Regions from separate parts of the Homo sapiens genome. Here region 1 is linked to region 2. Evidence: chromatin contacts called from ENCODE Hi-C data. All regions are on one chromosome and are shown on one strand. Each heading gives the region's core, a stretch centred on a gene start or an enhancer-like site at or near the end of the contact. The rest is flanking DNA. Distances are from core to core; before and after follow the strand shown.

Region 1 (5,256 bases), core at 678-3,177, 63 kb after region 2:
AATACTTTCCCTGCCATCCCTCTCCATCCCTAATCAGATTTATGCTTTATAGACTGTATCACCGCCCAACATTTTATTCTATTGTATTCCTGCTTATTGTCTATCTCCCTAACTGAAACTTAAGCTCCATGAAGACAGATATTTTGTATGTTTTGTTCTATGTTGTATCCCTAACACCTAGAATAGTACTTGGAACATTACAGATCCTCAATAAGGTATTTATACAAGGAAGTAATCAATGAATGATCTTGTAGAATTCTAACCACAATCCTATGAGCTAAGTCTGTTACTGTCTTCATTTGGTAATCAAGGAGACCAGGCTACAAAGAGATTATGTCACTTGCTCAAGGAGATAGTATGAAGGAGTAGAGCCTGTATTGAGATCCAGGTCTGACTTCACAGCTTCAGCCACGAGGCCATACAGCCTTTAATGAATACATCTTTGCTTCTCAGAGGTGGTATCTGTGCTCCCCCCAGGAAGGGGGCTCATTAAAGTGTAGATTATTGGGGTTTACCTGATATAGTGAAACAGAATGGGTGGAGGGAGAGTAAATGGTAAGGAAAGGGATGAGGTGAAAAGAAAAGAATCATCTGTCGCAGATATCAATTCCCAAATGGATGAGTCTGGCTCCTTGACTCCTGTCTAAACCCTCCCAGAGAGAAAGAGATGCAGAAGCAGCTGTTTTCACAGCAGACCCCATGAGATCTGGAATGCTTTGATGCCCAGGTAGGAAGATAAATGTCAGTTTGGCTCCTTTTGAGTTACTGGCTCTGAGACTACCAAGAGACACAGCTCTGGCTGATACCAGAATTATTATGAAGGACATAGAGGGACTCTCAGGTATCAGACTTCAACACAGAGGCTGGAGTGCAAAACAACAGGGCTGTGTGCAAATGCCTATAAAACATCACCTGGGACTCCCAGAAAGCCTTGGAAAGTGGGCAGAATTTGCCAGAATCTGAGTTTCCATGTTTAAGTGTGGGCAAGTGCTAGCTACTGACATTAGAATTATTATTGTGATTGTGATTTCATTAATAGCCACAAATATTATTTTTCCTCTTTCAAGGTCTCTGTTTTCTTTGTGTGGTTGGATCTGGGGCGGTTCTGCTCCCTTGGGCCAAGCTGGTCTACTGGGCTATCCCCCTCATGTGAGCCAGAAGGGCAAGGCCAAGGTGCCATATTAATCTTTTCTTCTCAGGGACTATCTATATTTCTCTGGTGGTTTTAAACAGAAAACACACACACAGATACACACACACGCCTTGAATTACACAGGAAGATTTAGAATCAACTCAGAAGTCCCACCTCCTGGTGTTCTCTCTCTTTGGACATGGATGAACTGCAGAGAGAGAAAGGAACCTTTTGTCCTTCCATTGGTCCAGGCCCAAGCATCTTGCTGTGCCTAAATTCCACAGTGTCACAGGATTTGAGTGAAGTTGCCCTTCATTTCTAGTAGCCAAGCTTTCTTGAGAGGCCGCTTCTGCGTATTGAGCTGTTAACCCGCCACTCCTTTATTTACATATCAGTTAGATGAAGTTCACCCACTCAGATTGTGAAACACCTTTCATTGTTTTTGGCGAGTCACTCTTCAGGTGCAGTTAAGAAGTCTTCATTCTGGGGGGTTCAAAAGTGTTTCATACCAATGTCAACCCCATTGTTATGGCCCTAAGTAAAAACTGTGACCTGAGAGATGAGAAAAAGTCCCAATAGGTGAGGTAAGTAATTAAACAAGTGACTGCATTTTATTGTGTAAATTACACTACATTTACTGTAAAGCTAAACTGCCAATAGCCCTTATAAAGTCTCAAAGGCAATGACTTAACCATGAATAGTGAGTTCCAAAGATGCAGAACAGAACACGTTTGTCCTTTAAGTGCTATTGGGAAAGACAAACTAAATTTGAAAAAGGCAGCTTTCCCAGTCTCCAGTCACTGAAGATTTGGCTTGGCTTCAGAGGTGGAATTCTGGTTTCCCCCAAAACCTCCCCAGTACTAAGTTATGCAAATCTTAGGTGTAGCAAGAGTTGGGCATGAAATCAATTGCAGTTGTGGACTGTTGGTAGGTTACGTGTGACTTGGTAGAATGTTCTTTCTCTTCTTCTGGGCCATTTTGCTCCTTATTTCCCTGGATAAGATAGGCATGTGATAATCACTCTCAGACCTATGTGTTTACAGAACTCCAGGGAGCACCATAACGATAGGATACAATTCAATGTTGCCCCCTAGAGTTGGACAATACACCAACCCTGATGCCTTTATAATGGGGCCATTCATTTGTCTGCCAAAAACAATGTCCATAGCCGGTTGGATATTCCATTCTAGCATGCTTTTCCTACCATGTGGTTCAGGTTAAGTGATTCTTTTAGCCTCAATTTTTTGTTTACCTTTACCTGTTCTTGATTCAGATTGGGAGCTTTCATCCAGTACCAAGGGTTATGATATGCAACATATGTCACAATGAAGACTGGTGGGGAGTGAAAGAAAGACTATTTTCTAAGCTTTTCTGAAGAGGCTGGAACATTTGATCTGAAAAAGGTGTGAGAACTGGCTTTGTGATAGAAAATAGTGTTTTGGATCCTAGATCTTGTATCTTGCATTGAGATGAAATAAGTGCATGGTGTTCCTGGCAGGTGATGGGAAAAGGCAATCTGTGCCCCCATATTCTCCAAGCTAAATAGGTTGGTTTCTTCTTTCAGCAGGCCTTTACTTACAAGAACAGCTGGTTTCTTTTGGAAGCATGCATCCAACTAATCCTCCACACAGATACTTGGCTTCAACAGGGAAAATAAGTTTGCCATATTCAGCATTAAACGTGATTGCACTTGCCTCCAGGCCTTTAAAGAAGCAGGGTTGCTTTATCCATTAGTTTCTATAGGCATAGTGCCTAGGCTGAGGCCCAAGAACATTTCAAGAGATGGTTAAAATACTTGAGATCTGGAGGAGAAAAATAAAGAAGAAATATTTTGATTCCATTGAACAATGTGATACCAAAATTTTTAAATGTGTAGTGACATAGCTGCAAATTATGACATAGGCTAATTTCATCAATTATTAAATTAAGTATTCATAAACATCTCATTATAGGTGCAAGCATTTGTGGATTAGTTTTTCTCACTTGAATCGTCTTACAGGTACCCAATGATTGCTAAGAAATCATAACCAATTTTGAATCAAAGGAATTACTAATACAAAAATAATTTGAAAACCAAATTAGAAAAAAACTACATTTTTTTGCCCCCAAATTATATTGGATGTGTGTACATCTGAATATGTTTCATAAGATATGGGAGGAGCTGCCTAGGACTTAGGGACCCTCAAGTGCTCTGGGTAAGGGTCATTTCCCTTCCCTGGGATACTCTCTGTAATTGTCTATACAGTTCATGTTCTTTCTCTGCTTTAAACTTTTAAAGGAAATTCCCTTTTCTTTATTCTAATCCACTGGGCTCCTTGACTATTTCTTTAGCAACCAAATGTAGAGAGACTTCACATTTACTTGTGTTATGGACAACTTACATTCGTATATTTTTATTTTGAGGCCTTTCTTGAATCTATTATATGTATTTATGCTATATTTCAACTAAAGTGAGATACTTGGATGGAAAATCATTTATTTATTTATTCATTCATTCAATGAAACTACCATGTGTTGGGTGCTTAGAATATGAAGTTGAGTAAAGCAAAATACTTGGCCTGTTCTTTCAAGACATTCACAATCTCGAAAAGAAGGTAGGCAGGAAAGAAGATAAGTTGCTGCACAATTGCCTCCTGGCTGTTGACTATCTGTTGCTCAGACTGCTTCTGGGCTCAACAAGTTTTTATTTATTTAATAAGCAGTTTCTGTGTGTCAGCACTATTCTCAATGCAGATGCTGTTTAACACTCTTATGAATTTATTTCTCGAGGCAGTCCTATGAGGCATTACCATTATCCCCATTTTGCAGATGAGGACAATTGAGACACAGAGAAGTTGAGTAATTTGCTTAGGGTCCTTTACACAACAAATAAGTAGCAGAGGCGAAATTTGAACCCAACCAGCCTGGCCCCAGAGCCCATACTGCTGGTTTGTAGGTTATGAACTAAACCATATGATCAGTACTAGTGGGGTTCAGAAAATGTTTCATAACTAATTAGGCACAGTTCAGATGAAATAGGCAGGGAAGTCTCCACTAAGGAAGTGATATTTCAATTGCTTTGTATGCATAGAAATTTGTCCAACAGATACATTTGGAGTACAGGATTAAGGAAAGGCATTCCAAGTAGAAAGAAAAGCCTATGGTATAGTCTATATAGATAAAACAAATATGTACCAATATTTGTTTTGAGAAATGCAGATAGTGTATATGGCTGGAACTTACTTTGCTTAGAGGGGATTGATAGAGATGGGACATGAAAGGAAACCAAGGAAAATCTAATCTTGTTGATCATTGTAAGGAGTTTGGCTTTTGGTCAGTTTTGATTTGGGTCTGTTAAATGTTGGTTGCCTCCCCTCCACTTCTACCCCTTCAATGAAAGAAAATATTGATCACTTTAACTATGCAGAAAAACGATTTTAATATGAATGGAAGAAAATGCCACAAAGTCACAAGTCAACCAACAAACTAGAATAAAATATTTGTACTGCACAGCACAGTCCGTTTTTCTTAATGTACTAAGTGTGAATACAAATCATTACAAGATTAAAGAAAAAGACCAACAAATCAAGAGACAAGCACCGAAACAGAATTTTTTTTTTTAAAAAAGGCATTTAAACATTAGTAAAGGTGCTTTGCCTACTTACAGTAAGAGAAATGCAAATGAAAACAAGAATAAGATATCATTGTCACTGTTGGTTCAGCAAAGACTGAAAATTTGGTAACACCCTGGCCTGGCCAGAGTTTGGGGAAACAGCCACTCGTATTGCTGGTAGGATGGTGACCTGGCACAACCTCTATGAGGTTTGTAATTGAGCAGTATCTACCAAAATCACACATGTACATATTTTTCAACCTGACAGTTATACTCCTGGGAATTTATTCTGCAGGTAGATTCACACATGGGTATGATATACTTACAATGATATGTATGTTATAACATTATTTGTAATAGCAAAACATTGAGGAACAAACCTAAACTAATAAAATTAAATAATTGATTAGGTCTCTTACGTGCATCCATATCATAAAATTCTTTGCTGTCTTTTTTTAAAGAGAAAGAGGTGGGGTCTCACTTTGTCACTCCAGCTGGTCTCGAACCCCTGGCTTCAAGCAATCCTCCTGCC
Region 2 (4,724 bases), core at 1,634-4,133:
ATCATTCTAAAATGGATCCCATCAGACCACTCACATGCTAAACTCTTCCATGGCTTCTCACAGAATTCAGGGTACCTTGCTCACTCCTTAGCTTGCTGCTCCAAGTTCTTCAGGCTTGACTCTTTAGTTTCAAGTTCCTCAACCCCTGCAACCCACATGAGGAAGCTTTCCTCCAAGATGGCTGCAATCAAATTTCCTCCCTCCTTCTGTAGGCAAGCCATTCCCCTACTAAGGTAAAGGGCTCTTACTCCCCTCCCCTTGGATCTGGGTTGGCTGCAGTGACTTGCTTGATCATAAGAATGCAGGAGTATGTTCTGGAACTTCCAAAGCTAGGTTACAAAAGGCTTCCTAGCTTTTTTTTTTTTTTTTTTTTTTTTTTTGAGATCGAGTGTCACTCTGTCACCCAGACTGGAGTGCAATGGCGTGGTCTTGGCTCACTGCAACCTCTGCCTCCGGGGTTCAAACGATTCTCCTGCCTCAGCTTCCAGAGTAGCTGGGACTACAGGCAGGTGCCACCACACCCGGCTAATTTTTGTATTTTTAGTAGAGATGGGGTTTCAGTATGTTGGCCAGGCTGGTCTTGAACTCCTGACCTCGTGATCTGCCCACCTCAGCCTCCCAAAGTGCTGGGATTACAGGCATGAGCCACCGTGCCCCACTGGCTTTGTAGCTTTTACCTGGGCTTCTTGAAATACTCACTCTAAGATTATTTACTCTGGGGGAAACTAGCTACCCTGAGACTGCCATGTCATGAGAAGCCACATGGAGGAGCCCTGGATAATGAGATAATGAAATATGTAGAGAGGAAGGGAAGCCAAGAAACACCAAGGCACCAGAAATGTCAGTGAAAAAAAATCTTGAAAGTGAATCTTCAGCCCCAGTGGCCGTAGGTAATGCCAAGTAAACGAGAGATGAACCATCCAGCTGAGCATTTCTGCATTACTTACCCACAAAATTACAAACAAAACTAAATGGTTGTTTTGGGGTAGTTTGTTATACAGCAATAGACAACCAGGAAGTCACTTCCTCAGACAATTCTTTCAGACCTTGAAGTCCACCCTAAGCTATCATGCATATTCCCATGCCATCGTCCTTGCACCTGCTACTGTCTCTATCTGAAATTACCTTTCCATTCTCTGCATGGCCAACTCTTGCTTTTTCTTTGGAAACCTAAGTACTACTTTCTTTGGCAAGACTCTTTTTTTAATCTTTTCAGTTTGTGTAGGACAGGTCCCCTCTAACATTCTTTCAACAAATATATATTAAGCTTCTACTATGAGCCAGACACTGAAGCTTCAACAGTGAAGCATATTTCCATGTTGCTCTATGGTTCCCTGTTATATCAAAGACTGCATTCTGTTTGAAATGGCTTCTACCTTTATCTCACAACAAGCTCGCCGAAGGCTGAGGCTGTATGCTTCTCTATGTATATCCTGGGCATCTGGCGTAGTGCTAGTACATAGTAGGTGCTCAATAGATTCCAACTAAATTAACAAATGAGTTGTGATCTTCAGCTGGTGTTTATATGAACACTTGAGTTTAGGTTTGGCTGATTTCTGCCAAGTCCAGCTTCCTGAAGTGGAAGCATTGTCAAAACCCTGAAATGATAGTGGTGGGAATGAAGTCTAATAGCAAACTTTCTGGTTTGGGTACCCTTCAAATGCAAATGCACCAACACTAAGAACCCAGAGTTGGAAACCCTTTAGAATGAGCACTGGGACACACTTGTCCTGAAATGCACAAGAAAATCTTCTACTTTGATGGTGAGAGGGAAGATCAGCAGATGCAGCATTCACATCAGTCTGCACTACATAGGTATATGAACCTCTGAACTTAGTCCCTCTGTCTCTTCTGCCCTGGGGGTAGCAAACATATAGGCAGATGGGAGGAGGCCAAACTCCAAAGGCTTTCTGTTTTGTTTTGAATATACCAAGCAATCTGAGAAAGAGAACTTGCTCTTAAAATGAAAGTAATGTGTGCTTGCTTGGGGCTGGATACAAAAGAAAGATTTATCAATGTTAAAAAACTCCATCTGTTTTTAGGAAGCTGCCTTGTGGTTACCACTTCTTGTGCCTATTATTTCATGCTAAGGAGCCACACAGACCGTGTGGCAGTTTTTTGCCATTATGGCACAGAGAGAGCAAAAGCCCAGAGCCCGGAGAAACAACAAGCAGTTTGTCTATTATCTCAACCAGGGCTGAATTTACCTCCTTCACTCCAGGACCTCTGGCAATGACCAGAGACATTTTCAGATATCATGTTGGGGTAGGGGTGGGGGTGGGGGACTACTGCCTCTAGTGGATAAAAGTCAGGGATACTGCTAAACCTCCTACAATGCACAGGACTGCCCCCATTACAAAGAATCATCCAGCTCAACGTGTTAGTAGGGCCAAGATTGAGAAACCCTGGCTTAAGGCACTGGTTTCAAGCTTCAGTGTACATCAGAATCACTTAGAAGGCTTTTTAAGACACAGGTTGCTGGTTTGGGAGCCATGGAGTAGGGCACAGGAATTTGCATTTTTAACAAATTCTCAGGTGATTCGGATGCCGCTCCTGGGACAAACGTTTGAGAATCAATTGTCTAGAGTTTCCCTTCCCTAAGTAGTAGAAGCTGAGTGTGGGTACCACTTGCTGGGGCATGAAGGGAAGGTCTAGGAAGGGGGTCTCCATATAGGCCTTTTGGGGGTCCTCTCTGGCCTCTCAACAGGAATCTTTCCTTTGGGTCAGTGAAATTCATACTAATTCAGTGTAAACACCTACTCTGGGTTGGAACCTGAAAAGCAAAACAAAAACATTCATGAAAGAAAAAGCAGCCTGAACCAGGAAGGGAAATGAGCTGCAACTGGGGTCAATTTTTTGGCACATTCCACGGGACTCACAGAGCAGGTAACAATAGCTCCAATTCTCCAGAGGGGCAGCCAGATCAACAAAAGTTCAATTAGTAAGTCTTGGCAAATAAAGGCAACAAACAGTTTGGCAATAATAAATTAAGTCCATGCTTGGCTTTCACCCAGGCTCGTTACTGTCTCCCTGCCAGGCTTTGTGAAAGAGTGGCTTTGAAGGCTCCTGAAAAGGGTTCATTTCTTGAACAATTCTTGCTTTTGTTTGCTGCCATTCTCTTCTTTTCTTTGCTCCTTTCTTCACTTATCATGAAGGGCACTCACAGGAGCATTCGGCTTCTGTCCTCCCAAGAGTATGACGTTCACTCCTCTTCTTCCCAAGAAGGTACAAGGAGCCCACTGTCAATTCTGCTGTCACCCATAGAGGACATCCAGGGATGAGAACTAAGGGACTGCAGATTCAAAGAGATGAGCTTTCTAGTTTAAAAATTCAATTTCCAAGAAAACAGAGAACAAAGGCTACTGACGCTTAGAGACACTGCTTCCATTTTGAACATGTTTCTAAGGATAAGGAAATGAAATCATTTGGTGAACATGCCAAGCACCTTGAAGCCTTGCAAATTATAGTGTGGAGTCCACATTCTCCAAGTCCTCTGTGTCCCCTAAGATGTGGATATTAGCATTAATGATAATGATAATTATCTAATATTTACCGAGTTTTCCTGTGTGTCAGATATACTTCTAAGCATTCTACATCTGTTCTTTTATCTATTCTTTTTAGGAAAGCCTGCAGGATTGATATTTCATTATTCCCGTTTTGTAGTTGAGCAAATAGAGGCAAAGAAAAATTAAGTGTCTGAAATGGGGTCATTTTATTTTCTTTATGAAACAGTGCAGCCTGATTCTTGCCAATGGTGTAATCATTCTGTGCTATGTGGATATTCTCCAACTTGTAGAGTGTCCTGTAGCAGTGGTGTACTCTCAAGCAGATGTCTCTACTTTAGGCAAACATGTTGTGAGATACCAACTCTTACCACCATTGAGTGAGGTCCTGCTGGCAGTTAGTGTTTTAACTGTGCTTTGGCTGCTACCACTGATGATTTGGGGACAAGGAGTAATGCTTGGGTTGTACTTAGGCAGCACTGAATTCACAGAGAGAACATAAAAGGGAAAAGAGACCTGCCAACAACAACAAAATGAAATGGCAGATCTAGTTTAATATGTTGGGAAATCCAGTCCCATCGGGTGATTTTAGGTTTGATTTTACTGATCATCAAGGTCACCCCTTACTTGCATTCCCAGTTTCCCAGTGGAGGCAGTGGAGGCTAAGAGGATGAACCTATCCAAGAATACACAGTAAATGGTAGAAGTGAGACTAGAACTTGGGACCACTGACTTTCGTTCCTGTGTTATTTTTATTATTCCACTCAGACTCTCCCATTGGTACATCAGTGGTATGAGCCAGATGGAATTTCTGGACACAGAGGATTTAGTAAAATTCACAGAATCACAGAGTCTTACTGTCTGGAGAGATCTTGCCTGGTTTAATTGCCTCCCTTCTCGAAAGATGCAGTGAGAGCCACAGGGACATTACAGGCATTTCTCTGTTTCTGCATTGAGAGCTGTGAGCTCCACACCCCTGGGGCTGAGGAGCATTGACTAGCCCAGTCAACAGATGGTGTGGGTCCCCTTGTGCGCTAGGCACTACCATGTGTTACGGGGTCAAGTAAAATGATGCCTTTTAGACAATGTTCCTATAAGAGCCTAGGATCAGAGACCATGTCCCCAGCTTCCACAGAATATCGAGAGAGAAGCAGGAAATCAATATGGGGAAAGAAAGTTGAAGTTGGGTTGCAGGGGTTATAAATGCCAGGCCAGACAATC

What was found. Hi-C counts contacts between places; a loop is a spot of excess contacts on that map. Pooled maps may share reads with other maps.
Region 1: a loop to region 2 is called in a map of Calu3, with 3 times the contacts of the local background. The contact joins two enhancer-like sites. A Hi-C loop is called at or near these places in 4 of 168 maps with a recorded cell type or tissue (Calu3, astrocyte of the cerebellum, endothelial cell of hepatic sinusoid and 1 more) and 1 of 50 pooled maps.

What each region holds. Positions count from the first base shown.
Region 1 is chr11:34,853,709-34,858,964 of GRCh38, forward strand. All of the region lies in intron 6 of LOC102723568 (a long non-coding RNA gene), which reads left to right. It overlaps LOC105376624 (a long non-coding RNA gene), which reads right to left. Exons shown (of 2, transcript XR_931185.2): 2 at 1,713-2,934. Among named protein-coding and RNA genes, the nearest start is that of APIP, 60 kb to the right of the region's middle. Within about 2 kb of position 1,928, at least 5 of the 41 ENCODE cell types and tissues checked have a DNase peak (open chromatin) inside an H3K27ac peak, as active enhancers do.
Region 2 is chr11:34,789,993-34,794,716 of GRCh38, forward strand. All of the region lies in intron 6 of LOC102723568 (a long non-coding RNA gene), which reads left to right. Among named protein-coding and RNA genes, the nearest start is that of APIP, 120 kb to the right of the region's middle. Within about 2 kb of position 2,884, at least 4 of the 41 ENCODE cell types and tissues checked have a DNase peak (open chromatin) inside an H3K27ac peak, as active enhancers do.